6 separate regions of the Mus musculus genome follow, and all the other regions are linked to region 4. A link is a loop called in an ENCODE intact Hi-C map of the cell type or tissue named here. Cell type or tissue: heart. All regions are shown on one strand.

Region 1 (4,000 bases), 80 kb after region 4:
GAATATCAAGGTCCAACTAAATGCCCACTGGGATCTCCAGTTTCTTCTGCCTCAGAACAAAGAATTGAGACAGGGATATGTGGATAGTGGTAGAAACAGAAACTGCTACTACATACATACATACACACGTTTTGTTTTAGAAAAAAGTTTTTTTTGTGTGTAGTCTTATAAACCAGGCTGGCCTACTACTCATGAGATCCACCTGCCTCTGCCTCCTGAGTGCTGGGATTAAAGGCGTGAATGAACCACCACTGCCAGCTACAGAAACTGTTTATTAAGAGAGTACCTCAAATCAAAATGGGCCAGGGCTGGAAAGGTTAGAAGTTCAATGGAATCTGTTCCTATTGAATTGGGACATTTATATCTCTTGTTTAACAAAGCTTTTTATTTATTTATTTTTAATGCCAAATGGCCTCTGTATCAATTAAGAATGACAGAGGTGATTTATCTGTTACGTAGACAGCCACCCTGGGCTACTCCATGGTGATCTTGATGGCTTTGTTTGGGGCAGAGGTTGTCAGTCTTCCACCACCAGCTGCCACAGAGGGTCCTATCATCGGCCTTATGTCAGACCCAGAAGGTCTGAGAGATTTTTCTGCGGAGGAGGAATTCTGGGGAGCTGAGGTACCTTTGCAAGGCAGGGTAGAGCAGTCAACCCGTGTCCACAGTTTGGACTGGGCTCTGGCAGTGGGTGAGGGATGGGGTAGTTCTTTGCCAAGTGGCCAGTTAGCATCTGGGAAGCAGGTCCAGGTGGAGTCTGTTACTGCTCATCTTCCTCAGCTGAGGCTAGCAGAGCTGGTATTGTCTGCCGGGGGAAGCCATTTTCATGAAACACCTTAAAATGTCAGTCAGAAGCCGGGCGTGGTGGCACACGCCTTTAATCCCAGCACTTGGGAGGCAGAGACAGGCAGATTTCTGAGTTCGAGGCCAAGCCTGGTCTACAGAGTGAGTTCCAGGACAGCCAGGGTTATACAGAGAAACCCTGTCCCGAAAAACAAAACAAAACAAAAAAAAAATAAATAAATAAGTAAATAAATAAAATAAAAATGTCAGTCAGCAGATCTCTTTGAGGGGTTTGAGAGCCATCATATAATCTATTATGTATACCCCTAATTAAAAAAAAAATGTTGCATTTAATTACTTTTTTTACGCTTAACCTTGACAAAATAGACACAGCAAAAGCTTGTCTCTGTAAATGAATTACATTTGTACCTAGCACGACTACAAACCATTCTGAGCACAGGAAAGAATTTGATCATTTATAAGGTGACTGGCCATTAACTTTATGTCGTAATTACTTTACAAGTTAGCTTTTTTTTTTTTTAATCCCGGGTAAGTTTATATGACTCATTCTATCCCAATAGCTGTTGCCAGTTCTTTTAGCTGTCTTTAAGGACCATTATATTTTCTTTCTTTCGTGCAGTTTATTTTTGTTAGTTCATCAATAAAAACCTCTTCAAGTCTCAAAGTCAAACCTATCGGAGGCAAAGTGCTTGGTTTAAGGACCTTTTTTTTCTGGCGTTTGAAGCCTAGATGGCGGGAAGCCGCCGGCAGGGAGCCAAAGGGCCCTTCCGCCTCCACGCGCCAAAATTCCAAACAAGACGCTGCACCGCTCTCTCCGTCTCCTTCCACTGAGGGCGGAGAGCCGGAACTACAGCTGGAAGAACGACGTCGCAAATTCCTGTGAGGGGGCTCGACGCGGTTCGCTGGCGCCTCGGTTCGCGTCGGCTCCGGTTCCCGCGCTCTTCGGATTGGAGGAGAATTTCGGGTTCGTCGATCTGGGGGTGGGGTCAGGAGGCGTGGCCGGCGGCGGAGGGATTCGGCGCGCGTACGCTGCGGCCGCTGGGCGCGCAGTTTGTGGCGCCAGAATTCAGAGCGCGTGAGCGCCTGAGCAGCCTCCTCCGGAGCCAGGTTCTCCACTTCCCCCGCCTCGGGTTCCGGCTTCTGCAAGCGGGGCACCATGGTGGTCCTCCGCAGCAGCCTGGAGCTGCACAGTCGCTCCACCACCTCCTCGGCCACCGACTCTCTGGACCTGTCCAGTGAGTTCCTCAGCCTGCAGGACAGCGGCGGGAGGCGGCCCAGATTGCGCCGAGCCGGGAGGAAATCGACGGCGTCCAAGGCGGCGGGCGTGAGTACCGACCTAGGGCGGGGAGCTTTGGGCCCCGGGTTGGAGACGCGCGCCCCGCTCTGGGGTAGTGGGCTGTCGTGGACCAGCGAGGTGGAAGGTTCTGGAAAGACAGAACTGGCTGGAAGCGGGCAGAGCAAGTTGGTCGCCACCTCTTTCTACGCAAGAGGAAACCTAGAGCCGAAGCGCTGCGTAGGGCCGAGCGGAGGAGCTTTGGGCCGACCTTGTGCTCCCCCCATCACCTCCTTCCCGGTTCCTTCCCCGGGTCGCGTCAGTCAGGGGAGTGCGAACCCCCTGACTGCTGGAGCGCGTGCACGGGAGCATCTTGAGTTGTGGGCCCAGACAGTAAAGAGTCCACTGACCTCCATGTACGGTCCAGGGAGGTTCCATCGTGAGACTCAAGCGAAGTAAAATATCAGGTTGCATAATATGGAGGGACGAACGGCGACATTGCGTGGTTGCACTTTAAGTCTCTTGACAAGCCTTAGAGGACCTTCTGGTTGGTGGTTATCGGTGTGACAGATGAAGACATGGGCTCCAGAAAGGTAAACAGAGAGTGGTAGACAGTTCTGGAATTGGAACTTCGGTTTTTTGTGCCTCCCACAGCTTTCCTTTTCTGGCAGCTTCATGCTGCATTTACAGTCTCTGTAGTGGGAGGTTTGCAAATGCTTCTTGCCCATCACTGGGACCAGTGCGGAGAGATTACACATCGCCCGGCTTCGGCGGTGGTGGAAGGGGGACAGCGGGGACAGCGTTCACCAAAAAGGTTGAGGTTGAGGAAGAAACACTAAAGTTTCCGAAACCGGTAGTGATGGTCCGGTTGCAGTGAGGGAGTAGGAAAACAGACGCGTAGCTGGTCAGGAGACTGGAAGTCTGATCAGGAGCGCTGCGCTGGGAGTGACACAGCAGTGTCCACTTAGTTCAGACAACCCTAATCTTGTATTGGCACTATATAAAGTGAATCACTTGTAGACAGACGTAGCTTCCTTGGGGACTGGGATGAAACAGTCTTCGTTTGTTTGCTTTGTTTTGGTTTGGTTTTTTTTTTTTTTTTTTTTTTTTTTTTTTTTTTTTTGAGACAGGGTTTCTCTGTGTAGCCCTGGCTGTCCTGGAACTCACTTTGTAGACCAGGCTGGCCTCGAACTCAGAAATCCGCTTGCTTCTGCCTCCTGAGTGCTGGTATCAAAGGCGTGCGTCACCACACCCGGCTTATATTTTTGAAATGAAGTCCTCCCTTCTATAAATCAAGGTATTTTTGTAGAGCTTCTAATTAGAGGCTAATTAGGGGTGTTATATCGGATTTTCCTCAAGGACGACAGATTCATATTACAAAACACCATCTATACCAAGCATAAAATAGCTTTGTATTTGAAAAGTTTTATAAACTGGGGGCTTTATATTTAGTCCCATGTAAGTAAAAATGTATGTTTCAAAAACTTAACTCTCAGCCAGGCGTGGTGGCGCACGCCTTTAATGAGGCCAGCCTGGTCTACAGAGTGAGTTCCAGGTCAGCCAGGGCTACACAGAAAAACCCTGTCTCCAAAATCAAAAAACAAAAAAACTTAACTCTCTGCTTACCCTAGTCTTTGAATATTTCTTAATTTCCAGTCACATATTTTTCAACAGATGGTAGAGATACAGATACAGATGGTACTTTGGATGGTAAAATTTATTCACTTTAAATTCATTATTGTGATTTTTCTTGGTTTAATGTTGGAGACAGACCTTAAATTCTGAAGGTATGGAGAGGGACCCATAACTACAATGTACCTTGTTTTAGTTTTGAAGGCAGTTCTGTCATTTCGACTTCAACAGGTTCTCATCTGCACTGACTAGATTTTTTTTTTTTATGTGGTAGTGGACCCTTAAGTTACC
Region 2 (4,000 bases), 56 kb before region 4:
ATATCCCAAAGCTCACATCCAGTTGAAGAGCACAGTACTCAGAAGAGCCTGCTCCGTTCCAGCTCCTCCCTATGTGCCCCTCCCCCTTTGAGCACACTCTAGGGGATCTCAGCTACAGCTTCCACAAGCAGAGAGGCCACAACCAGGGGAAAGGTTGTCCATCCTCTCCCCAACCCCCCTCCCCGCCATGCACTGCCCTGCCCCCATCGCCGTTTTTTCTTCCTCTTTAAATCCCAGCCCAGCCCCTTACTCTACCTTCCCTTTTTAACAGTCTTCCTGGAATCTCGTCCACATCAAGATTTCCATGCCCATCCACGTGGACGAGCCCCAGTCTTCAGCCCATCTCTGACTGATCTCCCACGTGCCTGCCCTGGGCTCCTCTAGACAGACGGACGGACAGACAGACAGATGTTCCCTGAGGGATGAGTGGTTTCCTCCTGTTTCTCAGCATATTAGGTGGTGACCAAATCTCACTACGGTCAGTGAATGGAGCAGCATCCTCGGCCTGAGTTGAGGTTGTCTTGGCCTCTGCTTCTGGAAGGTCAAGCTCTCCGTCTCCCCCACAACTGTGCTCCCCAGTTTGTTGGTTTTCTCACTGCCCATTTCCTGCTCAGCCCTGAGACATGGGTGACATCTTTATAACCACGATTCTCCATTGCCTCCTCTCTTCAACATGTCTCCGAGTTCTCCCACCTCATCCCTTCCCCTGTACTGTGTCCTTTTCCCCACCCAGAACACAAAATGTGGGGCAGGCATTCTTCCCACTATACAGCTGTCTGTTTACTTCTCAGTTTCTCCAACCAGTGAGTTCTGGAACAGTGGGGACCTGAGGTACTGACATTGGGCCATATGGGTGGAGAAGAAGGGAACCCCACAAATCTAAATACTCTCTTCTTATTTGAAGGAAAATTCCTCAGTGAGTAGAAGGTAGTATGGTGGATGGGAAGCCATGAGGGCCAGAAATGTCACCCTATGCCATCATGAGCCCTACCTAATCGTAACTTCCATCTCAAACTTGAAAGCTGAAGGAGAATCCCGAGAGGCAGGTTCATTCAGAGCTCGTCCAGACTTCAGCTGTGGCTAATCGCTATGCTACGGGTACTGCCGGTGAGTCTCAACCAGCAGACTACTCCTGGGGATGTCCAGAACTGTGTTTCCTGCTGCCTGGACTGCTGCTGGTTGCCCTCACTGGAGTCCCCAGCTTACTATCAATTCTGAGAAGTGACCACCATCCTTTTATCAGTCTCTGGAGCTTAGAACCAAGAAACCCAACTGACAGCACCAGGTCTCAGCTGCACCAGGTCTCGTCTGTCTCATAATCCCAAAATCTAGCAGGGTACCAGGTATCCAACAGCTAACCAGGGTGTGGATGAAGAGACAAATAAAAACAGGACAGGAGGAAGAGAGGAGGAGGCAGGGAGGGAGCTTTTCTCCCCTTTTCAAGGGGGGGGGGGGAGAGCTAGAGAAAGAGAGAGTGCCCTCCCTGTCGGTATGGCCGCAGCTCTCCTTGGCTCGGACCTTCCTTCTCTCCTGCTGAACCTTAAGACTTTTGAAGAATGTGAGAAAATGTGTCATCTCCAGCCCTGAGAAATCAGCAGCAGTCGACATCCCATGGGCAATGAGCTATAACGAGCACTTCTTAATACACTGACACAAGTCCAGCTTGGCTCCCATCGGGAGCCCAGGAGAAGAACAGAGCCGATTCTGAGTAGTGGCGGAAGGTCAGATGAAGCAGGGAGCTGAGAATTCAGCAGGGCACATAAATAGTGCCTGCGCCGTTCCCATGCTTTATAGAAACCAGCTGTGAACAGAAACGGGCATCGTTTTCTGAAAATCACACTGGCATCCCCTTTGACCCAGTAAGTCTACTTCCAAGCAGTCAGGAACACAGGCCATCTAGGTATAAAAATAGCCATGCTGACGTAACTGATAAGCAGGAAAAGTTGGAAGTAACTTAAATGTCTAAAAATGAGATACGGCTGGGTAAAGCGTCTCAGCAATGCAGGAGAGTATTAGGCAGCTGTCAAAAAGTGCTATGAGGACACAAAACAGCTATGAGGACACGCGGTGACACAATTAATGTTACATAGGAAAGACCAGCCACGTGGAAACCATGTTCATAGTGTTAAGCTTGATCTCAAATAAAGACAGTGTGTACATTGGGAGGAAGACTGTAAGGAAGCCATCAGAGTCTCCCGAAGGGCTGCTTGCCTGATGAGATTGTGGGGCTTCCTCCCGAATACGTTTCCATAAGTTTCTACAATGCATCAAAATCACCATCTTTTTTTGTTTGTTTGTTTTGTTTTGTTTTCCGAGACAGGGTTTCTCTGTGTAGCCTTGGCTGTCCTGGAACTCACTTTGTACACCAGGCTGGTCTCGAACTCAGAAATCCGCCTGCCTCTGCCTCCCAAGTGCTGGGATTAAAGGTGTGCGCCACCACATCCGACTCAAAATCACCATCTTAGTAAAGAAACCAACATAGAAAAGTAAAATGAAAGAGCGGGGAAAATAACTTAATTATATTATAATCTCAAAAATAAAAGAAAAAAATTTTTAAAGTTAAAATCAGTAAACCAAAACCAACATACACTGAAGCTGGCTTTTGAGCTCTCAGCAGCCTTAAATGTTCCTGGAGCTGGAGAAGCCTCCCTCTCTGCCTCAGTCATTTTGCCATTTACCTGCCTCCTTCCTCACCAAGTGAGACCAGGACTGAGGGCTTTACCACCTTAGTTGTCTGGGCTCAGATCTTACACACACACCCTTTTCCTCATAGCTCCTGCACCCCCTCAACCCATGGCTCCTGCCTCCCCCTCACCCATGGCTCCTGTCCCCCCCCCCCACCTATGGCTCCTCCCACCCCTCACCCATAGCTCTTCCCACCCCCTCACTCATAGCTCCTTCTACCCCCTCACCCATAGCTCCTCCCCCCTCACCCATGGCTCCTGTCCCTCCCCACCCATGGCTCCTGTCCCTCCCCACCCATGGCTTTTGTCCCCCTTCACCCATGGCTCCTGCCACCCCCATCACCCATAGCTCCTCCCCACCTCACCCATGGCTCCTGCCCCCTCTCCTCATGGCTCCTGCTCACCCTCATCCATGGCTCCTGCCCACCTCGCACCGTCCCCCAGCCTTGCCACTACTCTGCAGACTCTTGGCCAGAATCCATCATATCTGACCCACAGATAATTCTTCTACTGAACTATTTATTCTCTTGGATGGGTAGATGTCACAAGCTCGTTCATAGTACTTAGTGGTGTTATTTAGGGATGTGTGTGTGTGTGTGTGTGTGTGTGTGTGTGTGTGTGTTGGTGTCCACAGGAGGCCAGAAAGTGGAGGCACCAAATCCCCAAGACTTAGAATTATAGGCAGTTGTAAGCAACCTATACATGCATGATGGAATTGAACTCCGGTTCTTTGAGAGCGCAGGAAGCACTCATACCTGCTGAGCCATCTCTCCAGCCCTTCACTCACAGTATTTGTAAATAGGATATCTTGGATGTGTTTGGCCCATCCACCACCTGAAGAGTTGGAGACAGTGGGCTCCATCTACTAAGACCCACTCTGTGCATCTGGAGTCTGTCTGGATGCTGAATACATGGCACAGGTGTAACTGTTAGCAGATCCAGCCTTGTAGCAGGTGGAGCTATGGGAGAAGCAGTAATGTGTATCCTGCACTGAATTCACACATTTCCTAACCAAATATAGAGCTGTTCTTTACCCAGTAAACAAGGCAACCTTTGGAGTCGTCCCACTTTCTTCTCGCAACAACATAATAAATGTTAGAACAAATCTCGTGCAATTTAACTGCCCTTGTCATTGAGCAGTTACGCAGCCAAGTTCAAGTAATCCTCAGTTCTGCTCCAGCTGGTTCTGAGTTGTACTGTTGGTGTTAATTGCCTCAATAAGAAGATTTACAGCAATAACAGCTCATTATGTGCCAAGTGCCGGATTAAACTCATTATTTACTTTAATATTCACAAGATCCTATGCAGAATCTGAG
Region 3 (4,000 bases), 200 kb before region 4:
TAAATTCTTAATATTGAGCTTTTAACATGGTGATTTGTCACAAGAGCAATAAGATATTACTATACTATCCCGAAAAAAATATCCCCATACCCAAACAAGTGGTGTATAAATTTATATAATCACGTTCTTCCAGTTCCAAATGCAAATACCCTTTCGGGGAATAATCCTTTCTCAGCATTAGGAACATGTTATGTTAGGAACAAATACGTTATCCTTTTCAGAGAGTAATTTGAAAGAAAAAGAAATGCTCAGAGATTGAAATGCTCAGACATTAAATGGGGACAGAAAATAGTTTCTCAAACAGAGAGAAGGAAATTGCATTTTGAGCTTCACACTTTTTCTGGGCCTGTCCTTGGCCATGGGTTTAATTCAGACAGGCTCATCCCTGTTCTAAGGACTAGTTCATCACCCCACACATTTGGATTCGGTTGATCATACCTCTAAGCTTTTGTCCTGGCTAATTTCTCTGCTGCCTTCCCCATACTTGGAGCAGGAGATTCTGTGTCCCTTACAAATTGCCGTAGTTTATGTTCTTCCTTGCAAGGAATCACTGGCTAGCCATTTGGTGTCTGTGTGTCGTCTGTCTCACTCTAGAGGGAAGGACTTTGTTTCATTCCGAAGTCTCTCTTCAGTACCTTGAGTTAGGCTTCCAGCATAAGTGCTTAATATTACATGTATTGACTGAATGAAGCTATGTCACAGACGAGCCTTGCCTGACATCTTGTTCAGAATTATAACACATCTCCAGCCCCCTGCCACCCAACACACTGCATTATTTTTCTCCGTAGAGGGGGACAGGAACATATTGCCATCTAATGCGGTCAGTAAGGGATTTTACTGTTTTAAAACATCCTATTTAGTTAGAGCAGAAGCTTCCCAAAGTCGGGGACTCTAGTCTGCTTGCTGTTCAAGCTTACATTAGCTCAGGCACTCAGTAAACACTTGGGTGGATGAAAACACAGAGCAGTATTCTCATGAAAATCCAGAGGACTCTCTTGAAACTTTGGAAAGCCCTCAGCATCTCCCATATCAGCCCGTGGAGCTGGGCTAGCACACATGGGCCAGAGACCCCAGCCCACTTCCTTCTACCCTCTGCTATGGTGGCTGCTCATGGTGGAAATCATCAACACCCTATGCTGAAGTGGAGAAATGCTTCAACCTCTGTCTTTGTCAAAGGAACAGAAAACATCATCTAGACAGATCACCCCAGCCGCCATCCTCCCTGTGTAGGCTCTTCAGAAATAGTAACGCAGTTGCAACTCCTTTTACTTGTCTTACCATTTACTGGGATTTGGGGTACAAAATGCTCATCTCTATTCCTCTTCCTGGAAAATTTTGCATACTGGCACTGAATGGAATTATTTTTAATTATTTCTTTATTTTATGTGAGTACATTATTACTTTCTTCAGACACAACAGAAGAGGACATCAGATCCCATGATAGATGGTTGTGAGCCACCATGTGGTTGAACTTGGGACCTCTGGAAGAACAGTCAGTGTTCTTTACTGCTGAGCCATCTCTCCAGCCCCCTGAGTGAAATTCTAAAGAAACCAAATAGACATTGGAGAGGGTGGAAAGAGCAGAGTAATATGGGGTGTTCCTTTTGCACTATGGAGTTTCTGTGAATAGTGGGCACATTGTGATTCACATTTGTAATCCCAGCACTCGGGTTGAGTCAGAGGATTGCTGAAAACTCTAGGCCAGCTTGAGCTACATAATGAGTTCAAGGCGAGGCTACGCTAACGAGGAGACCCTGTCTCAAAAAGAAAAAGCAAAGTAGTTTCTGGGCTGTTTCCTTTGCAAATGGCAAGCTAGTGAAGAGATAAAGCTTATTTTTACAGAGAAGCAGATAGGTGCTCTGCCATACAGCCTTCTAAAAACTCCAATACTCCATATCTATGTGTAAATATAGAATACTCTATGTCTATCTTCTGAAGTCTGTTTGTGTTCCAGTCACCATGTCTAATGTGGAAAGGAAGATTCCAAGTGTCAACCCAAAAGGCCTCCACCCCAAAGCTGGACAATTGTAGTACTGAAGGTGGCCACCAGGGGCTGATCTCATACAACATTTAAAACCTCTAGTGTCTACTGCCATTGTCTCTTATCTAACTCATTCTCATGGGCCTGTCAGTCTTTGAAACTCCTATTCAAATTCGTCTTCAGTGGTCAACAACACCAAATACTGTTGATTGTGCTTTCTAAAGCATGTCACTTGGGTTCACTGGGCAGTGATCCAGCTGAAGTCAGTCCCATCTCAAGGACCCCATTCACACCTTTAAGTAGCTCCCGGTCCACAGAACCACAGGACAGGACAGTCAGCTGTAAAGCTCAAGCTATTATTAATTGAACATTACATTTCACAGTATCTACGACGAAGAGCAAAGTCTGTCTGAAGATGAATCAATGCTCGGAAGTTTTTGCCTGTTTGTTTTAGTCTTCTTTTGGTTCTGTGTTCCAGGGTTGGCTTTGAACTTATAGCAATCCTCCTGCCTCAGTCTTTCAAGTGCTGAAGTTGTGGGTGTAAGCCACTGTGCCGGTAGGCTTGGAAAAATGGAGACAGAAGAGACAAAATGTTGAAAGCCATGACCAAGAGGTCTCTCTGGAAAGTTCCTCTAATTTGTCCCCATTTCTCCAGCAAACTAGCTAATTTAAATATGTAGAGAATATTGAGGGAAAGAGACACAGAATTTTAAAGTGTGGGTACTATTTTTAAATGGAGACATCGTCCTGGTAACACTAGAAGCACTTGAGAAGTTTGTTTTGTTTTGCTTTGCTTTGTTTTTAAATACCAGTGCCCAGATCTCACATCATATCAATCCGACTTCACACCAGAGGGAATATGTCAGAATCTCTGGAGTGGGAAACCAGGTGCTGCCTGCTTATAAAGTATCGCCAGGAACTCTGATGTGCAGGAAGGGCTGACAACTACTTAGAAAATTCTTTAAGCCTCGGTACTCAATAAGCATTCGTTACGTGGATTTCTAAAATGAGAATGGACAAGGATTAATAATATCTAATTCTAATTCTCTAAGCCAATGATTCTGTTGATCAGATACAATAATCAAATCTATTATGTATAATATATAGTAATTGAAAGCATTATGCTTGGGCAAATACAATATTTCATTTGCATGTGCAAGACAGTCAACCCAGTCTGGGTCTCCTGGAATAAGAAATGAATAGCTTCAACACGCTCTGAAGACCAAGGAAATATTTTTTCCCATCCTTTGACAGCAATCAGGAGACTCATAAGTTAAAAAAGCACACACTTCTGAGCCACCGTGGAGACTACCTGAGTTTGTGTTTTACTTCTGAATTGGTCTGCTTTGGTCCTTCTAGCTTATTAGGATGCTCGGTCACAGCCCAGGACTTGGCTGGAATAGATCTTGTTGTTTCCTTCTACATTAAGTCATCCCCTGTTTACATTGTTACCAACAAGGAACTCTGCACCACTGAACAAGAAATACCAGATCATCCGCTAGTGCAAACTGTGATCAGAGATCAAGGTGTGGGAGAGCGGGATGCTCCTATAACCTCTCCAAATGAGATCTGAGGGACAGATAGGGAACGATACTGGCTATGGCTACTGCTGATTCTGGGAAAATGTCAGTGGCTGTGGAAATAGTTCCTCCTCAGTTCACAGAAATGTAAAATTGTCTTTCCTGTAGGTTTAACAAATGACTACGTCTTTTTTTGTTTTGTTTTGTTTTGTTTTTTGTTTTTTGAGACAGGGTTTCTCTGTGTAACCCTGGCTGTCCTGGAACTCACTTTCTAGACCAGGCTGGCCTTGAACTCAGAAATCCGCCTGCCTCTGCCTCCCAAGTGCTGGGATTAAAGGAGTGTGCCACCACACCCAGCATGACTACGTCTTTTAAGAAACTATAAACTCATAGTATACACTTATTTTTTATTCTTTTCTTTTACTTCATTTTTTTTAATATGGCAAATCTTTTGAATCATACCCCTAGTAAAACTGTGCTCAGGGAGGCAAAAAAAAAA
Region 4 (4,000 bases):
TGCTTTCGTAGAATTGGACTCAAATCCTCTGTCTTCTGGACCCCTGTGGTTTCTCCCTGGAAGGAGCCCCCTACATCTTTAATAACTGCATCCCTTAATTGTATTCTCTTGCCGATATCAGCTCTCCCCCCAAAAAGCTCAGCCCCAGCATTGCCTCATCTCTTAGCCTGGTTGGTGTTTTAACATTTGTTTGGGATCTTCTGCGGGCCTTTTACAAGCCATTTTTATTATTGCTGCACTAATAAATTATTTATGGTGGGAAACCAAACTCAGAAAATCCTGGCTACTTGAAGACAGACTTTATTAAAAACATCTCCTTCCCCCTTGCAACACAGAACCCACAAGACACACTCGGTTCCTCGGCCTATCCAGCCTCAAGGCACAGTAGAAGAGACACTGCCACTGGCTACAGAGGCAGGGCTGTGGAAGAAAAGAACTGGAAGCTAATTCTCTAGCATGCTTTTATTTCTCTGCTTCTGCCCAGTGCCACCGTAGGTCCAGATGAATGTGACTTCCCAGGTCTGACTAGTAATGATGGGAGGCCAGAAGTCACCCTAAAGCAGTAGTCACTTATTCACACAAGAATTGCCTATGGAGAGACTGGTGAGTTGATTTGGTAGAGAGATATCATAAGACCCAAAAATTAACCTGCAAGCCCCACCGGCCAAAGAACAAGGACTAGGTAATTCCTTAGAATGCTGGGAGTTGTAGTCCTTGGAAAATATCAAAGCCACCTGGGAAAATACAATGGCCTTCAAAGCCTCTGTAAAACATGTCTAGGGGCCGCCACGCTGGGAATTCCAGAGAGTGGTCCTGACCAAAATTTATCCTGGTCAGTATTTAATTAAAGCTTGCTTCAAATTTGCCTCAACGTGGTAGAATTGCCCACCCCCTCCCCGTGCAAATCACGATTAACAGTGTCTCCATGGACACAGTGCTTGATGAACAGTCTTGAGGACCTGAGCTCAGACCCCCAGCACCCATGCAAACAAACAAACAAACCAACCCATTAAAGCACCTATATCTTTATCCTGGTGCTGGGAGACAAAATCCAAAGAATCAGAGGTTCATCGGCCTGCCAGTACAGACAATAGAGAGCTCCAGGCTCAGTGAGTCTGACCCAAAGATAAATAGGGACAAACGTGAGCAAGGAAGACACCTGACATTGACCTCTGCCCACCGCGGGCACACAAATGCACACTCTCTCAGAGGATGGAGGAAGATGGGATGGTTATGAATGGCCAATTCTGTGCCTGGTGGTAAGGCACTGGGCTGAGATGTCTCTAGACTAAAAGGGAGTTATGTTCTGCATAACAGGGAGGATCGCTCTGAGTTGAGAAGTAGCATAAGACCCTAGGTAATCACGGACTTAACCCTCTCTGAGGACCCCACAGCCTTTCACCTGAAAAACAGACTGGCCACCCCCTCGTGTTAGGAGAGATAAGCTCTTAACAGACTCTCTTCCCTTTCTGAAGCGGCCGTGAAACCCAGGAGGACTTTATAGCTAGAAATCAGAGAACACCAGGAATTGAACTCTGCGTAAAGGAAGAGAAAGAAGGGTTCCTGTGGTTCCACAGCCAAAAAAGCCCAACCCTGGGGCACTGGAGCAGCGAGTGTAGCCTGAGACTCCTTCCTGACTCCACGACCCTGGAGGCTTTGTTCTGAGCCAGGCGCCTCGACGCCAGCGCTGCTTGCCCAGAGTCCCTCAGAGTGGGACCCAAGACTGTCTCAGCTCTTCACTTCAACGCCATGGGGTCCGGACGCTGCGGGGGCCTCTTCTTTCCCCTTCCTTTGCCACTGGGGTAGTCGAGCTTGACAGCAAACGCATCAAATGACAGCTTTAAGGCGGAAGGAGTGGGGGTAGTCCCTCCCCGCCCCTACCGCACTGGGTCCCCTCTTTCACTTAGCACACCCTGGCGCCTGGAGTCGGTACTGGCAGTAAGAGAGGTTCAAAGAATGCACCCCTACCCGTCCCCAGACGTTCTGGCCTCCCCCAAGGCTGATCTGCCTGCAAAGATCGGTCCCGCAGCTTCCAGACCCTCTGGGACTGACAGTTCCCAACTCTCTAGGCTTCCTTGCTACACCCTGCTTGTCCGGGACCCGTAGAGGGGACCTAGTGCCGAGTGCAAGACCAGGATCTTGGTGGCGACAGCTACGCCTGATGGGGGAGTAGGGGAGGTGCAGAGGTGCCAGGGCACCGAGGGTCAGCGGGACATCTGGCCTGGCCATGCGGCTTCAAGTTTCCACGGACGCAAGGTTGTGCAACTGCGAGCAGAGCGAGAGCCGCGGGCGCCTCGGAAAACAAGGCGAGCCTATAAACAAAGCCACGTGGCCTCGGGGCGCGGGGGGGGGGGGGCGGGCTAAGAGCAGGCGGCTCTTCCGGCAACAAAGAGACGGGGCAGCGGCCCGGGATAAATACTGCGCTCGGGCAGCCGCTCAGCATTCCCAGAGTCAGGAGGCGACCTTCCCCAACGCCTGCGCCCCTGTGAGTGCAAGGATCCCCGCGCCCACCCAGGATCCGCAGCCCTCCACACTAGTTGACCCACTCTTGTCCCGGTCGCCGCCTGCGTCGTTCCCCAGCATCTTCCCAACGCGCCGCATACCCTGGGCAAGCCAGGCCGGTTCCTGGCTGTCAATCCGTCCCGTCCGTCGGTCGCGTCCGCGCTCTGTACCATGCCGTTCCTTGGGCAGGACTGGCGGTCCCCGGGCCAGAGCTGGGTGAAGACGGCGGACGGCTGGAAGCGCTTCTTGGATGAGAAAAGCGGCAGCTTCGTGAGCGACCTCAGCAGGTGAGGACATTCGCCGACTTCCAGCCCCACAAAACTGATTTTAGCTGGTCGGGGACGAGGGGGAAGTGCACACCTCAGGGGCAGGTGAAGGAGGGCAAGCAGGTCTGGGCCAGAATAAAGAGGGGGCTTCCGACTGAAGGGACAGGAGTGAGGTGCCGGGATTTCGGTAAAGGTCGCCAGAACCCGAGAGATGGGTAATTTAGTGTCTCCTCCTGATCAAGGACAGTGTCTCCCAGCAGAAAAGATCCCATACAGAACCCAGGATCCCTCAATCTGGCAATAGGGGATTATGTCCCTAAACACTTGAACACAGGCGCACAACTCATGGACTCTTCCTTTAGATCCCGCAATTGCAGTCACTGTTTTAAGTGGGTGCTAGCGACTTGGCTGTTTGCCTTTCACTGTCCTATGACAGGACCCCAAGAGTACAAGAGCGGTAGTAGTCACAAGCCGGATGACGGGCCCTGCCATGAGTGCTTGAAGGCTCTTCCCACGCGCAGTCGACGGCTGAGTGGGCCGAGAAAAAAAAAAAGTGACTGGGAGGGGCAGCCGATGGGCCCCGGGACAGCTTGCGGAGTGGGTCGTTGTGGTAACGCTTAGGGGCTGCGGAGGGAGGCAGGGAAGAAATGCAAGAACAGTGCTCTGCTTCAGGAAGGACCAGACACTTGCACCTGTTTCCTCCGTGGCCCTTTCGGTCTTTATACCGTGAGCACACTCCCATCCTTAGTGGTGCCTGCCCGCTGCAGAAAGACCACCCAGACTTGAAGTTTCACCTGAGCTCCGCTGTCTAGTGAAATCTGAGGTCAGAACAAGTGCCCACTCATAGAGTATCAGGTCAAGAATCAATCCCCAGCCTGGACAGCTGACTCCCTGAGACACCTGAGGAACCGACAGAAGTTTGTTTGGAGGCGCTGGTGCAGTTGAAGTCACCTTTCGGTGCTCTCTCCTCCCACTGTCCTTTGATTAACACACACACACACACACACACACACACACACACAACCTGCATCCCTAAGCTGACTTCAACAGAGACTTTTGTGAGTGTGCCAGGTGACGCTGAGTGAGATTTGCCAATGGTTGCTTGAATAAAGGTTTGGTAATTAATTATCAAGAAACCAGTGGGACCTCCAGGGCCTCCCATTTGTTTGTGATTTGTAATGCTTGAATTCCCTTTGTCTCCTAATGAGGTGAAACAGTTCCCTGAACTTAGG
Region 5 (4,000 bases), 74 kb after region 4:
ACAGAAAAAGCTGGCAGAAGAGTGAACACAGCTCTTTTAGAATTTTTTTTCTGGCTTTCTGATTTTGATCAGAAAACCCAAGAATTACTTTTTGAGTATTTCTAACAGGATTTCTGACTTGGTCAGCAAACCCATGAGCTATCCAAAGAGCTTTTAGAACTTTTAATAGCAGAGAGAGCTGTCTTGAGCAGAAAGCTAGCTGTTTCAACCAAAAAGTTTTCAGAATAGCAAGAAAAAGCTGTCTCAAGCAGACACAGAGAGAGCAGTCTAGAAAGCCACATCAGCGGAACATAGACCACCAGCATGGACCAACAATTTGACTTCAAGTAGTTTTCACTGCTCCCAAACACCCCTTCTTTCAGAAACCCGGTCCCAGCTGAGGCCAGTCCTTGGCACTGCCAGGAAATTTATCTACCTTGTTTACTGCTCTATCCTCTGTGCATAGAATCAACCAACATACATTTCACATCCCTACGAAATATTTACTAAATAAATGGAAGACACAGAGTAAATGTTCCAGATAAAAACTAGCAGGATTTGGAAACCAGGCGGAGCAGATCTATAATGCAACAGCTAAAAAAGAAGGACTCCCAACCACCATGTAGACTCCAGATCTCATTCCACTTAGTTGTGTGGTCTGGGACAAACCACAACCATTCTATAGTTCAGCCTTTGTAGTGTCAATAATTACCACAGAACCTGTCTCCAAGACATCGCTCTACCACCCCCTGTTCTCAATCTGTGGGTCATGGCGTTGAATATCAGATATTTACACTACGATTCTTAACAGTAGCAAAATTAGTTGTGAAATAGCAACGAAGTTTTTACAGCTGTGGGTCACCACAACAAGAAGATCTGTATTAAAGGGTCACAGCCCTGGAAGATTGAGAACCAGGGCAAGCACTTGGACTTGAGCTAAAGTGGTCACTGGTCAGTCACAGCTGAATGCTAAGTTCTTAGAGTCCTTGTTTGAGTGACCAGCTAGAGTTGAGAGGAGTCTATTTAAATGATCCTGAGGTTTCTCCTGAGTTGGGATAGCAGTCCCTACACAAAAGGAAGATGAGGCCTAGGGACAAAAAAGGCAAGGTGAACGGTGTTTGCACAAGCAGCCTAGGACACTAACCTCACAATCCCGGGGCCTTGTGTAAAACAGCAGCACACCCTTCAGTACCTCAGAGTTCTTCCAAGCTGCAATCACACCAGTACCTACCTCTTGGGATTACTGTGAGGTTCAACTGAGTTAATTTACACCATGCACGCAAAACAATGCCTAGCATATGGCAAGGATGGTGCAAATGCAACCATTATCATATGGCCAGTAAGGTAATGCCAGTAAGGTAATCAGGGTAGCCAGTTGCCTGAACTGGATTTCCTACTACCACAAATTCTGTGTCTCCATTGTCTTTAAAATTATAAAGACGTATACTTCAACCTGAATCAATGCAGACTTCAACAGTTACCATTGGGTCTCCAGCCTAACTCCCCTCCCTCCCTTGTCCCTATGCACTAAGACGCCCCGACTTCACCCCACTGCTCAGGCTCAGCTAAGGAGACCAGAAATGCGTTCCCCACCCTCCTCATCCCGGCGCTAAACCCGGGCAGTGTAGGCCAGCAGCAGCACTCAGGGGAGCATCCAGGAGAGGGGCGCATTGGTGGCGGCGCGCGAAACCGCGCAGATTCCCGGGGTCCGCGCCCGCGCTCTCTCACCAATAGCAGCTGTTGTAGACACATGCGTCCCGCGTAGGACAGACCGGCTGGTACTGCGGGGCCGTGGCGGCGGGGCCGTCCCCCTCCATGACCCGAAGCTGTGGCTCACAGGTCAACTAAACAACCCGCTGGCCGCAATTGTCGCCAGTCTCCCAGGAGGAGAGGACAACAGAGTAGGCGGCCAGGACAGTTTCCGGGTGGGAGAGCCGAGAGCCGGGTGGGCGGGGCCCCGTGCAGCGTGAGGGCGGAGCCCGGGATGACGAAGCCTGCGTGGTTCCGGGTGGGCGGGGCCTGAGAGAATGAGTGGGATCTGAGGGGGGTGGGGGTGGGGCGAGGCTGGTGGAGAGGGGGCTGGGAATGCGAATCTTAGGATGACTTGAACTGTGTAGTTCTTGCCAGGTTTTGCGTGGTGGGTGGAGCCTGTGGCAGAGCGGGATGCACTTAGAGGCTTCCCTCTCGCCCCGCCCCCCCCACCACCCGGACCCCAAACCGAACCTGTTCTTGAGCTACGCTGCGTAGACCTAGTCGCCCTCCCATGGAGGGATTGCTTGTGTTGTTGCCAGTGTTTAGATATGAGCTTCCGGATACACTTAAAACTCCAGCTAAGGTTGCCCGCTGTGTGAAACCAGAAGAAACTCTAAACTAAGAGATGCTTGGGCACGCACGAAAGCTGAACCTTTAGAGCAGGAACTGAGAAAGAAAGGCGAACGGGGGGGGGGGGGGGGGGTGTTAGTGCAGTGCACCCAGATCTCACCATATTGTAATTTAATTTCTTCTCATCTGGATCTCTCTCCCTCTCCGTGTGTGTGTGTGTATTTTAAAGAAAAAAAGTTTTAACCAGGTGTGGTGACAGACACCTAAAGTCCTTGCATGCAGGAGACTGAAGCAGGAGGATTGCTTCTAATGCAAGGTGATCCTAGACTACAAAAGAATTTTTCTTTTAAAAAAAAAAAGATTTAAAGAGTCTGGATAGCATTTTGTGTTAATCATATTTATTTTCAAAAGAGAAGACACCAAATTGCTAAAACAGTGTTTATGCATAGTGAATTAAAGACATAGAGAACTGTCTCTATAGACATCCCAGTCTCCTGTGTGTGCCTTAAGTGCTCAGAGAACCTCCCTGCAAACGCTGGACTTCTTAAGATTAGATTATAGGCCACCCACAGACTCTCAGCCTTCTGAGACCCCAACCCCATAAAGTGCTGTGCTGGTGGTATTCTGGTGAACTTCAGCTGCTGTCCAAAACCCATAAATCCTACAAACTAAACATGTGTTTGTGTCTGTTACCAATTTATTGTTTCAGCTTGAATACTCCCTTCAACAGAGGCTGGGAGGCAGGGAGTGGCAGTCATGAAGCCTCTCTTGGTTAGTACAAAGTGAGTGTGAAGTTAAGCTTTCTCAGTAGAAGGATGGAAAGAGATTGCAAGGGAAAGAGGATCCCTGCAGTTTCTAGAAGGGACCAGAGCTAGTTGTGTGATCATCCTGCCCTCCAGTGGAGTCAGCTCTGGACAGACACCAGAACTTGGGGAAGCCTGCTTGCAGTTGTGTGTGGACAGCAATGGCCTTCTGTCTTAATCAGGGTTTCTATTCCTGCACAAACATCATGACCGAGAAGCAAGGAAAAGCAAGTTGGGGAGGAAAGGGTTTATTCAGCTTACACTTTCACATTCCTGTTCATCACCAAAGGAAGTCAGGAAGCAGGAGCTGATGCAGAGGCCATGGAGGGATGTTACTTACTGGCTCGCTTCCCCTGCCTTGCTCAGCTTGCTTTCTTATAGAATCCAAGACTACCAGCCCAGGGATGGCATCACTCACAATGGGCCCTCTTCTGCCCTGGATCACTAATTGAGAAAACACCTTACAGCTGGATCTCACGGAGGCATTTCCTCAACCGAGGCTCCTTTCTCTGTGATAACTCCAGCCTGTGTCCAGTTGACACACAAAACCAGCCAGTACACCTTCTATCCTCTTTCCTCCCTCCATAGCACTTTTGCCCCAGGTGCTATGAGAATCAGCCCTGCTGCTTCTCAGACTCGCCCTCATCTGCCTCACACAACATCCAGCCCTACTCACCTACCCACACACACCATGGTCCACCCTTAAAGTCACAAGTATAGGGCTGGAGAGATGGCTTAGCAGTTAAGGGCACTGCCTGCTCTTCCAGAGGTCCTGAGTTCAAGTCCCAGCAAGAACATGGTGGCTCACAACCATCTATAATAGGATCTGATGCCTACTTCTGGTGTGTCTGAAGACAGCTATAGTGTACTCATAGAAACAAAATAAATAATTCTCT
Region 6 (4,000 bases), 110 kb before region 4:
CTGGATGCCAGTCTTCTGTTTGCTATTGGAACAAGATATAGAACTCTCAGCTCTGCCTGCATCATGCCCTCCTAGGCACTGCCATGCTGCCACCTTGATGATAATGGACTGAGCCTCTGAACCTGTAAGCCAGCCCCAAATAAATGTTGTCCTTCATAAGAGTTGCCTTAGTCAGACCCCCATGAGGCTCCCATCTTCTCCGTTCTCCATTATGCTTCTGTTCTCCTCAGATCAGGAACTTAACATAACCCACCCACTAGATGTTACACCCTGCACTGGACTCTGGGAAGACGGCAAGAGATCAAGCCTTCTGGATTCAGAGACTCCACACTGACAGGAGAGGCACAGTGGGCCAGCAGACATGTATAAGGTCTGAGGCACAGCCTCTGTCCCAAGGTGCAGAGGTTGTGGGAGCAGGGCAGAGGTGAGAAAGAGCAGAGAAGACTTTCAGAGAAGCTGGCACATGGACCACATGTGGAAGGATGAGTGAGGACGGTGCAACAGAAGATGGACCAAGGGAAGATGCACATAAAAGCACAGAGTACAGAACGAAGGGTCATCGGGCCCCTTTCAGAGATGTAACTGCTCACCCGTGTCATCAGCATGCCACAGAAGCCCAGGAATGGCCAGCATCCCTGATCCCTTTGTCACAGGCTCTCTGCTGCCACCTACTTCTGCCTCTAGACTCCTGAACCTAATGTCATGCTTTGGGTATCCATTTTGTCTATGAGCTGCTGAATTCTTTGGGGGTATGACCTATCACCATGAATGAGAATACTCCTTCCACCCTGCCTCAAGTATCTTAGAAGCCAAGTCAGTCCTAACTCCCCAGTGGAGATACTAACACATATATGTGCATGGACTTATAAGCTGTCTGATGAAGCAAGTATAAAAATATGCAAGTGGGAGGTGTGTTTCTGGGAAGAGTCAGGAGACCAACCAGCCTCCTCCTAAGAAGCGCTCTTGACACGGGAGCCAGCAGAGGTGTGACATGGAGCCTGGCAAGTCCTGACTTGTCTTCCCAGAGGTTACTCTGTGCCAACAAGGTGGAGGTAGTAACAGTGGAGAAACTAGAAACAAGGACTGTCACAAAAGTCTGAGCAATGTGGGAAGAGGAAGCCAGGCCTTTATGTGGCTCACTCGTGACTAGAGCAATCATGGACAGCAGTGCCCAGATGAGTGACACATGCTTGTCCCGCCCCCAGCCCTTCTGGTGATCCAACGCTCATTACTGTGGACCTGACCGCCTCTGCCATTGCCTTCTTCACCCCCACCAGTATTTCCCTTCTCTTCTTTCTTCAGGTCCTCCTGCTCCTCCTCTTCTTTCCACCCTCTTTCCCTCTATAGTACCTTTTCTTCCTCCTCTTCCTCCTCATTCTTTCTCCCTCCCTCTCCTCCTTCCTCCCTCCCCTCCTTTCTCCTCAGCTTCTTCCTTCCATCCCTCTCTGTCTCCCTCCACCTTGCCTTCTCTTCCTCCTTCTCCCTCCTTCTTCAGTCTTTCTTTCCTCTCCATTTTATTTTTCTTATCTTCTCTTCCTCTTCCCTCCCTCCCTCTTGCTTTCTCTTTCCCTTCCTTCTTTCTCCATCCTTCCCTCCTCTTCACTCTCCTCTACCCCTTCTGATCCTCTCTTCTTCCTCCTCCTCCTTTCTCCTCATCCCATTCTCCACTGCTCTTTTTCCACCTGGATCACTGTGCCTTGCCCCTTGCATCTAACTCACTTCTGTCTGGTGAGAGGAGACAGAAAAGGAAGGCTGAGTGTAAGAGAGCCCAGCTGAAGAGCAGTTAGCAGGTATCCAGAAGGGGCAGGTGGCAGACTCAACAGTTGTTATAAGTCAGAATACACAAATAGGGAGCGAGAAAGGAAGGGAGGGAGGAAGGGAAGGAGGGAGGGAGGGAGGGAGGGAGGGGGGGAGACAGACAGACAGACATGGGGACAGAATGCCTGATTAGAGTCAGGACTTTCACAAGACTATACAGATTACTAAAAATATTTAAGAAGCAAGCAAGCAAGCAAGCAAGCAAGCAAGCAAGCAAGCAAGCAAGCAAAAAACAAGCAAAAAGAGCCTTTCCTCTGGGCTCCTTTGCCTTGATAGCCTAAAAGGGAAACTGGAGCCCTCACAGAAGTCCTCTCAGGCAGGAGGTGCTACATGGATGTCCCCTGAAGAGCACCCAGGGCTCTGTCCACTCTCTGCCCCTCCCATGAGCACCTGCTACCTCGACTGTGACCCAGAGCTGCCTTCAATGATTCTGCACAGGTCACAGCAACCTGTTTACAGACATCTAGAGTTCCCAGGCACTCTTAGGACAAGGGGCTCGGGATGTGTCCAAATGGGCAGCAAAGCCTTGTTCAGAGAACGCGTTCCTCTCTTTCTATTTATACCGATGTAAACACTCGCCAAGGAAACAAGGCATGTGGGCATGCGCAGCCCTGCAGGCCCTCGGGTGGCTGCAAAAGGCAACTGGAAAGTCACATGTCATAACATTGGAAAGTACATATGCGGCTATTCTTAGCCTTGGAATGTATACACTGTCTGCCTGCCCGGCAGCCCTTGTACAGAGCTCTAGAAACTGTGAAAGTGCCTGCAGCATAAACAAACCCAGAACTCTCCGAGGACAGAGAACTTGCCAACGGAAAGGCCCGGGCTTTATGGTTTTATTCCGAGCCTAAGGTAGAAATCTTGAGAGGACAAGACAGACCCAGCATCAGTGGATGTCACTGCAGCAAAACAAGGTAAGTGTCCCTCATATGTCATTTCTCAGCAGGCAGACAGCCAGTGTCACCAATAAACCACAGAAGTGTTTGGTCTTTGTTCTCTATTAATTGCATCTTTAAAATAAAAACCAAAGAGCCCAGAGTCTTCTATCTAGATCTTGCAGCAGCCCACTGTGACCCCATCACTTCTGTGACCAGATGACCACACCCTCGAATTCTAGCCTTGGTGAGCAACTAACCCTCAGAAAGATTCCTAGATGAATTACCTGGCAAATCTGATGAGAATCTGGACAAAAGTGTACCTTTCTTATCAAAGGCATGGACTATTCTCGTGTCAGGCTAATATGTGAGTCCCTGACTATTCACTTTGGTTGGAAGATGCCTGTGCATAGCTGGAGATGCTGTGTGTCTTTTATCTCTGAAGATAATAACAGCCTGAAGTAGATCACTCTGTGGTCTAGGGTGAGGGTGGTTTCCTCTTGGATGTACAATGTGGTCTACTGTTCGTGATTCCACTGTCTTGGTAAATAGATAGTGGTAAATAGATAAATGAGACTTGGAGCCCCCACAGCTAACCCTTCCAGTGTACTCTGTGAGAAAGCCTTGATTTTGCTTCCGTCTGAAGCATCCCTTCTTCTTTGTAGGATGGATGAGGAGTTACCAGATGGGGTTGTCTTCAAAGACCACAGCTTCTCCTCTGACTTGTTAAGACAGCTCAATGGCTTAAGACAAAGCAAGATCCTGACTGATGTGAGCATCTGCTCCGGGGCCTGGGAGGTCCCTTGTCACCGCAGTGTGCTGGCCTCCAGCAGCCCCTACTTCAAGGCCATGTTCTGCAGCCACTTCCGGGAGAGCAGAGAGGCCAAAGTGCAGATGAAAGGCATCAGTTCCACAACTCTGGAGCAGGTCATTACGTATGTGTATACGGGAGAGGTTCATATCTCAGCTGCCAACGTCCTCCCACTGATGGAGGCTGCTGCCATGCTGCAGTATCCCCGGGTGTTTGAGGCCTGCTCCTCATACCTCCAGAGCCAGCTGGCCCCCAGCAATTGCCTGGGCCTAGTCAGACTCGCAGAAATCTTAAGCTGTGACAGCCTTAAGAAGAAAGCGAAGGAGGTGGCCCTGACTTACTTCCCAGAGGTGGCAGCATCAGCTGACCTGAAGGAGCTCTGCGCCATGGAGCTGAGGGACTACCTGGGAGATGACAGGCTCTGTGGTGAGGAGGAAAAGGTGTTCGAGGCCCTCATGGCTTGGGTGAAGCATGACCTTCAAGCCCGGTGGAGGCA

The links. Hi-C counts contacts between places; a loop is a spot of excess contacts. Peaks named below come from ENCODE experiments on the same cell type or tissue, not always from the same donor. Only the 100,000 strongest peaks of a DNase experiment are listed, where the experiment ranks them.
Region 1: a loop joins it to region 4, with 4 times the contacts of the local background. A loop is called at or near these places in 6 of 42 quality-filtered maps.
Region 2: a loop joins it to region 4, with 4 times the contacts of the local background. A loop is called at or near these places in 7 of 42 quality-filtered maps.
Region 3: a loop joins it to region 4, with 4 times the contacts of the local background. A loop is called at or near these places in 13 of 42 quality-filtered maps.
Region 5: a loop joins it to region 4, with 4 times the contacts of the local background. A loop is called at or near these places in 6 of 42 quality-filtered maps.
Region 6: a loop joins it to region 4, with 7 times the contacts of the local background. A loop is called at or near these places in 9 of 42 quality-filtered maps.

What each region holds. Positions count from the first base shown.
Region 1 is chr15:58,132,935-58,136,934 of GRCm38, reverse strand. It overlaps Atad2 (ATPase family, AAA domain containing 2), which reads left to right and starts at 1,853. Exons shown (of 28, transcript NM_027435.2): 1 at 1,853-2,128. The coding sequence starts at 1,961. In heart, CTCF peaks have their summits at 1,613 and 1,812; DNase peaks (open chromatin) are centred at 1,834 and 2,854; H3K4me3 peaks cover 2,840 bases; H3K27ac peaks cover 2,066 bases.
Region 2 is chr15:58,268,822-58,272,821 of GRCm38, reverse strand. No RefSeq gene overlaps it. Among named protein-coding and RNA genes, the nearest start is that of Gm36193, 25 kb to the right of the region's middle. In heart, no CTCF peak of the experiment used is centred here; a DNase peak (open chromatin) is centred at 1,761; H3K27ac peaks cover 1,066 bases.
Region 3 is chr15:58,408,693-58,412,692 of GRCm38, reverse strand. It overlaps a transcript of Fam91a1 not described here. Among named protein-coding and RNA genes, the nearest start is that of Fam91a1, 4.8 kb to the left of the region's middle. In heart, a CTCF peak has its summit at 2,039; a DNase peak (open chromatin) is centred at 2,072.
Region 4 is chr15:58,213,285-58,217,284 of GRCm38, reverse strand. It overlaps Fbxo32 (F-box protein 32), which reads left to right and starts at 2,393. Exons shown (of 9, transcript NM_026346.3): 1 at 2,393-2,789. The coding sequence starts at 2,674. In heart, a CTCF peak has its summit at 1,925; DNase peaks (open chromatin) are centred at 2,104, 2,264 and 3,284; H3K4me3 peaks cover 2,867 bases; H3K27ac peaks cover 3,391 bases.
Region 5 is chr15:58,139,289-58,143,288 of GRCm38, reverse strand. Wdyhv1 (WDYHV motif containing 1) reads right to left here and starts at 1,923. Exons shown (of 6, transcript NM_029734.2): 1 at 1,708-1,923. The coding sequence starts at 1,796. It overlaps Gm23475 (a small nuclear RNA gene), which reads left to right and starts at 20; the gene lies at 20-81. In heart, no CTCF peak of the experiment used is centred here; a DNase peak (open chromatin) is centred at 1,938; H3K4me3 peaks cover 2,071 bases; H3K27ac peaks cover 2,499 bases.
Region 6 is chr15:58,322,691-58,326,690 of GRCm38, reverse strand. It overlaps Klhl38 (kelch-like 38), which reads left to right and starts at 2,522. Exons shown (of 4, transcript NM_177755.3): 1 at 2,522-2,732; 2 at 3,359-4,000. The coding sequence starts at 3,360. In heart, a CTCF peak has its summit at 681; DNase peaks (open chromatin) are centred at 1,180 and 2,360; H3K4me3 peaks cover 2,062 bases; H3K27ac peaks cover 3,906 bases.